Linked DNA regions of Homo sapiens: region 1 is linked to region 2. A link is a loop called in an ENCODE intact Hi-C map of the cell type or tissue named here. Cell type or tissue: gastrocnemius medialis. All regions are shown on one strand. Links, peaks and the distances in the headings refer to the core of each region. The heading gives the core; the rest is flanking DNA.

Region 1 (2,906 bases), core at 200-2,699, 120 kb after region 2:
TTCAGTCATAACACCAGTTACTATCTATTAAACATTGCTATGAGCCGGGCGGCCAGACAAGAACCTCACTTACGTTTTCTACTCTCTTATTTATTCCCACTCATGAGTGGAGGGGGCCGAGGCTGAGAGAGGCAGCCAGGGGCGCGTGGAGGGCAGGCAGCGGCTGAGCGGGATATGATGCCCGCAGCCCTGGTCGGCCCGGGCGTGCACTCGCTCCCTGGTTGTGTCTTCTCTCTGATTTAGTAGACACTCATCAGTTTGCTCTGCCCAGGCCTGTGGACACAGGTGACCACGGCAAGGCCTGCCCACCTGGAGCTTCCAGTCCACTGCAGGGACAGGTCCTGACACAATCACAGCAGAGGTCTGGATGAAGGGCTGGGGCATCCCAAGGATGGGGCTGCAAGGGCAAGAGCCCGTCTCTGAGCTCGTGGAGTTCTGGGAGCCCCCTCAGCTGGCCTGCACCCCTCTCCTCAGGCCACCTGGACCCCCGCCCTCCCTCTCCACCGGGAGCTCTGCAGGCTGAGCAGGGCCTGCCTCTGTGGGGTCCCAGTGCCTGGAGATGTCATCTGGAGGAGAGCTGGATGGGAGCGGGTGTGGGGCTCCTGAGGGACCATTTCTCTTCTGCACCCCTGCTCACAGGGATGTGCGACCAGCACGGCTAGAAATGGGGCCTGACCTTGGGAGGGAGGCTTCTGCCCCTGGACAAAGTGCAGGGAAATCCAACAGAATCCCAAATGGCCCTCCAGCCCTGGCTGCCCCCTCAGACTCTCAGCCTCCTCCCTCTGTCTCAGGTGCCCCCGACCTCCCACCACACAGCCTCACAGTGGCCAGGCCAAGTGTCTGCTGCGACTCCATCCATCAGTCCTGCACAAAAGACCCCAAAAGGCAGACGTGTGCTGGTAACTGGCTCTCCGGGATGGGGTAGGGGTGCTGGGTCCGTGCATTTGCCAACTTCCATGGTGTAAATACTTCCACCGTGGCCAATTTCAAGCTACAGAAGAGAGCTGGCAAAAGACATCACAACTGACTCCTGCCAGTGGGTCCAAGCAGGCTCCAACACCCCAAGGCCTAAATCACAGGCACCCACAAGTTGCTTGAGGCCATGGCTTGGTGACAGTGCAGAGGACACCAGAGGAGGCTGGGCAGAAGCTGCAGGAGTGGCTGGCACCTGCAGTCTCCCTGCCCAGCGCTCCCAGGGGACAAGTAAGCAGAGTGTGTCCCCCAGGGGGGAAAGGACAACCCCTCCTGAAAGTGAGTCTCCCAGGGGTCCCATGATGCCAACCAGACTCCTGCAATCAGGAAGGCGCCAAGAATCTGGAGAGCCCATAACCACACGCCCGGTCTCCAGGACCTGGCCCACTTCAAGTAACTGGAGAAGGTGATGCTGGGAGGCCAGGCTGGGCTGGAACCACCGGGCTCTGCCACACCTGTCCCTGCTCTTGCTGCCGCCGGAGTGGCATGGCAACTGCCCACAACAAACATTGCCAGGCAGCCAAGCCTGGCCTTGCGGGCCACCCAGGGGTACGGCGACGGCTCCAGGCCCACCTCGGCAAAGGCCCTCTGCGGACTGCAGGGGGCACTCTCCGCTCTGCTTTCTTGGTCTTCTCCAGTTTCTGAGGGTGTCAACCCTGGATTTCTCCTTAGCTCCTGCAGTGACACCCCTTCCCCCTCCTGTCCCCACTGCTGTAACCCGACGCCGGGCTGGAGCAGGGCGGATCCACAGGGCCCTCGCCAGCCTTCCCCCTGCCTTCCTGTGACCTTGAGAAAGGCCAAAGCGGTCTCCAGGTCCCCAGCTGCATGTTGGGACGATGGGAACATGGCTTCTTCCGCCTGTGCCAAGAAGTGATACCAGAAAAGACCTGGAAATTCTTGGACGACAGTGGCCGCCTGGGGCGCACGGCGTGGGGTAGCATTCCTTTCTTGTCAGGCTCCGTCCTGAACAATGTCCTCCCCAGTGCGTCCCTTAAGGGCACAGGGTCAGAGTGATATGCTAGGCTGCACAGCTATTGATTTAAAAATAGTGTCCTTTCTAAAATTAGACATCAAATCTGGAACCCCAGCTCCATGGATCCTCCTCTCCCCAAACTAAACCTAATCCTCAACATAAACTGCCACAGAGGCTCACAAGTGAATTCTTGGGGACTATGGCCTGCACGGAGAGCCTGAAGACACCTGTCTGTATTTCTCGACCCTCAGTAAGGGATGGCAAAGGAGACCAGCTCTTCCTTCTGCAAGAACAAGCTAGCGAGCAGCAAGCAACAAACAACAAACAAAACCCCCTACTGCAACCAAAAAATTATTTCCAAGCAGGGGAGGTGCCCTTCTCATGCGTGCTTCTCAGCTTTTGCAGAAGCTCAGGTTGCTGTGGGGAGGGGAGCTTCGGCGAGTGAAGCCCCTTGAGTACCTCAGGGGGGCCTCACTTATTGCCGGGCGTCGTGTTTGCAAACATCAGAGCAGAATGCATAAAGATGCATGGAGCCTCACACAGAGCGCTTGCTGGACAAGGACACCTCGTTCCCTCCCACTCTTCCTCCAAGTCCCCAAAGTCCACTGTATCATTCTCATGCCTTTGCGTCTTCATAGCTTAGCTCCCACATATCAGTGAGAACATAAGATGTTTGGTTTTCCATTCCTGAGTTACTTCACTTAGAATAATAGTCTCCAATCTCATCCAGATCATTGCAAATGCTGTTAATTCATTTAAATATATGGTATAACTTTTCCATCCTAAAAATGTAATATAACCATGCCACACATTGGACTTAGAGATAGGAGGAAAAACTCTCCATAATTCCACGGCACAGTGCACTGTCCCCAGCCCAGACTCAACATCCTACCCTGAGACTGCCTCCTTACACATCCGTCTCTCACTGGGGAACCAGGAGCTTATGCTCCGAATACTCATG
Region 2 (2,906 bases), core at 165-2,664:
AGTCCCAGAGAACACCGCATCCTCTTGTAGCTTTTATCTGCAGTTTGCAATCCACTACCTCATTCATGCACCACCAACTAAGGTCTGCTGTGTGCCCTGCTCTGTGCTAGGCACTGGGGAGCCACACTGGGGCTATGCTTGAGAGTCTGTGGCTTAGGAGGAGAAGTAGATGTGTACGCAGATCAGTAATTAAAGTTCAGGTACATACGTGCTGTACGATCACAGAGCTAGGAGAAAGGTGTATCTTCAGAGGAGCTTTGAGTTGGCTTTTTAAATGAGGAGACTCTTGGTGAAAGGAAGATAAAGGCAGGAAAAGAACGGTCCAGGCCTTTGCAAAGGTGTGGAATGTTCTTTGCAAAGGAGTGAAAGAGCTGATGTTTGGGGGAAGCTGCAACTTCTCTTCACAGTTAAAAACTGACTCTTCGAATCTTCCCTACGACAAAGAAATCTTATAGGCCTTAGAGGCTTACTCTGTAACACAGAAGGAGTAGGTCCTGTAGGAATTCATCACCCAGCTCTGATGCCCCTGGGTTTTGGTAGTTACCTCAAGGCCCAGCAAGCTGGACTTCCAGCCTTTCTGCATATAGATCTTATCTGTGCTTGTTCCTGCAGTCTAGTTATTAAACTTTAGTTTTATAAAGAATCGCTGGTGCATAAGAATTACCCTTTTGGGTTGTCTACACAAAGCTGGGGGGAGGAGTTGTACTTTGTGGGCTGGTTCAGGAATTCTTCAAGGATGGTTTTGACTCTATATGATTCTTTTCTGACCTCCACTGTCGTAGGAGGTTTGATACCTGGAGTGTAGGGTTTGTTGTGGGGAATGATGTGGAGATGGGCCCGGGTGCCAGTCTGAAATGCTTGTCTTCTTTCCCGGAAACAGTGGCTGACAGCTGAAGCGAATGGGCCACAATAGGTGGGGGCTTCAGAAAGTTCTCTAGAGGCAGTGAGGAGGTAGGCCTGGAGTAGGGAGGCCCTGAGGGGTCCCTTCAAGAAGCACCAAGATCGCAGGCTGGCCATGGGAAAGGAAGGCAGATGGGAGGGATGGTGTGTTCCTATTTAGCTGGCTCCCGATTCCCCTTTTGGAAGTGATTTCCCTAGAGATGGGGAAGATTCCAGGCCAGTGGTGCAAAAATGGAACAGAAAATGGTATCCTCTGAGAGTGGGATCAACTCCTTTTCATGTCACGGGTTTCCCCGAGGCCTGGCGGAGACGCAGTCTGTAGTATGTCTCAGGCTCCGTGAGCACCGGCCACCCTCGCTGCTCTGTGCCAAGCCCATTGGTTTCTTCCTCAGCCGGCCACATTCCTGGCCCATCTGGTGCCTCAGTGCCTTGTCTCAAAAGAGAAGTTAGTGGCCAGCATTTTGTATGGCAACTTCCTGAAAACCCAGAGGAGCCAACCCAGCAGAGGGCGGGCTGTGGGCCCCCGCTCCGACCCTGGCTCACTTCCTGAGTTAAGCAAGGGCACAGCACCTGTGGGCTTGGCAGTCACATCCCCCACATATTCGATAATACATTTTTTCTCATAGGACATTTGGAGACTATAGAAGAACAAAAGAGAAAAAATAAATTAACCAACCAGCTGTCTGCCAATCCACTATTAACATTTCGGTTTATTTCTTTCTTACCTTTACATACAACAGACATATTTTGCTAAATAGGAATCACACCCTCTATACAGTTTTATATCCTGTTTCTTCATGCTCAGCTTTATATTGTTAGCATTTCCCCACATCATTTAATATTCTTTGAAACTCTGCTTCTTCATGCTCCATGTTATTCCTTGATAATTTATTTAACCGGCCCCTACTGTAAGACGTTTTAACTATGTTTACCATTTTGCTGTCACTCATCATTTTGATGAACATCATCATACATAAATCTTCACTTTTTTCTTAGGATAACTTTCTGTTTTCTTTTAAATCAGATAACTGGGATAGTTGTGACTGTGTCAACAAGAGTTTCTATTTCCTTTAATTTTACTTTATAGCTGGTCACGGTGGCTCATGCCTGTAATCCCAGCACTTTGGGAGGCCAAGGTGGGTGGATCACTTGAGGCCAGGAGTTTGAGACCAGCCTGGCCAACATGGTGAAACCCCATGTCTACAAAAAATACAAAAATTAGCTGGGCGTGTGGTACATGCCTGTAATCCCAGCTACTTAGGAGGCTGAGGCACCAGAATAGCTTGAATCTGGGAGGTGGAGGTTGCAGTGAGCTGAGATTATGCCACTGTACTCCAGCCTGGGCCACAGAGGCAGGTCCTGTCTCAAAAAAAAATTTTTTTTTACTGTATATTAGTTTATTGGACTTTCAACTGCTGACCAGTGTCAAGTTGAAACTGATTTAATAGAATGGTGAATACCCAAAGGGAATGGTTTCCTTGGTGGTGAAGCATGTTTGAACAACCTAAAGCAACTTGCAGGAAGAGGTACTTTGGATGATTTTTGGACGTAATTGATCCAATCCAGTTGGAGGAGCAGATATTGAGACCTGCTGTGTTCAGGCCCTGGGAAATTTCAGAGATGAGATGAACGATGTATGATGAAGAAATTGGATGTTTAGCGACAGTCTTGCTTTGTTGCAGCTGGCTTGCCTGGGCTTTTGGAAGGTTTCTCTCCTGCATCTTCAGCTTCTGAGGCCCTCTATGAATACAGCCTCTGGACAGTTCTACCAGTGTCCCCTGTCAGGGTCCCCAGCCCCTCAGTTTGTATCTCATGACCTTGGCAGGATGCCCAAGAGGAAGGAGTACCACCGTTAGCTCTGCTGACCTTGGCAGGATGCCCAAGAGGAAGGAGAACCACCATTAGCTCTGCCTCGGCTTTTTCTCTGGGCTCCTGGCCCTCCCTTTGGTCTGCACAGGTCATTCCCGTTGAGTCAATCAAGTAGCTGCTGCTTGTGACGCTCAGCT

The links. Hi-C counts contacts between places; a loop is a spot of excess contacts. Peaks named below come from ENCODE experiments on the same cell type or tissue, not always from the same donor. Only the 100,000 strongest peaks of a DNase experiment are listed, where the experiment ranks them.
Region 1: a loop joins it to region 2, with 2.0 times the contacts of the local background. A loop is called at or near these places in 2 of 110 quality-filtered maps.

The regions. Positions count from the first base shown.
Region 1 is chr10:124,564,634-124,567,539 of GRCh38, reverse strand. The region is part of intron 6 of LHPP (phospholysine phosphohistidine inorganic pyrophosphate phosphatase); the gene reads right to left. Among named protein-coding and RNA genes, the nearest start is that of LHPP, 100 kb to the right of the region's middle. RefSeq lists enhancers at 1-67, 591-1,168. In gastrocnemius medialis, for the core only: a CTCF peak has its summit at 1,563 (motif pointing right); a DNase peak (open chromatin) is centred at 1,469; H3K27ac peaks cover 2,189 bases.
Region 2 is chr10:124,683,898-124,686,803 of GRCh38, reverse strand. All of the region lies in intron 3 of FAM53B (family with sequence similarity 53 member B), which reads left to right. Among named protein-coding and RNA genes, the nearest start is that of FAM53B-AS1, 19 kb to the left of the region's middle. RefSeq lists an enhancer at 528-1,499. In gastrocnemius medialis, for the core only: a CTCF peak has its summit at 1,401 (motif pointing right); a DNase peak (open chromatin) is centred at 1,363; H3K27ac peaks cover 2,500 bases.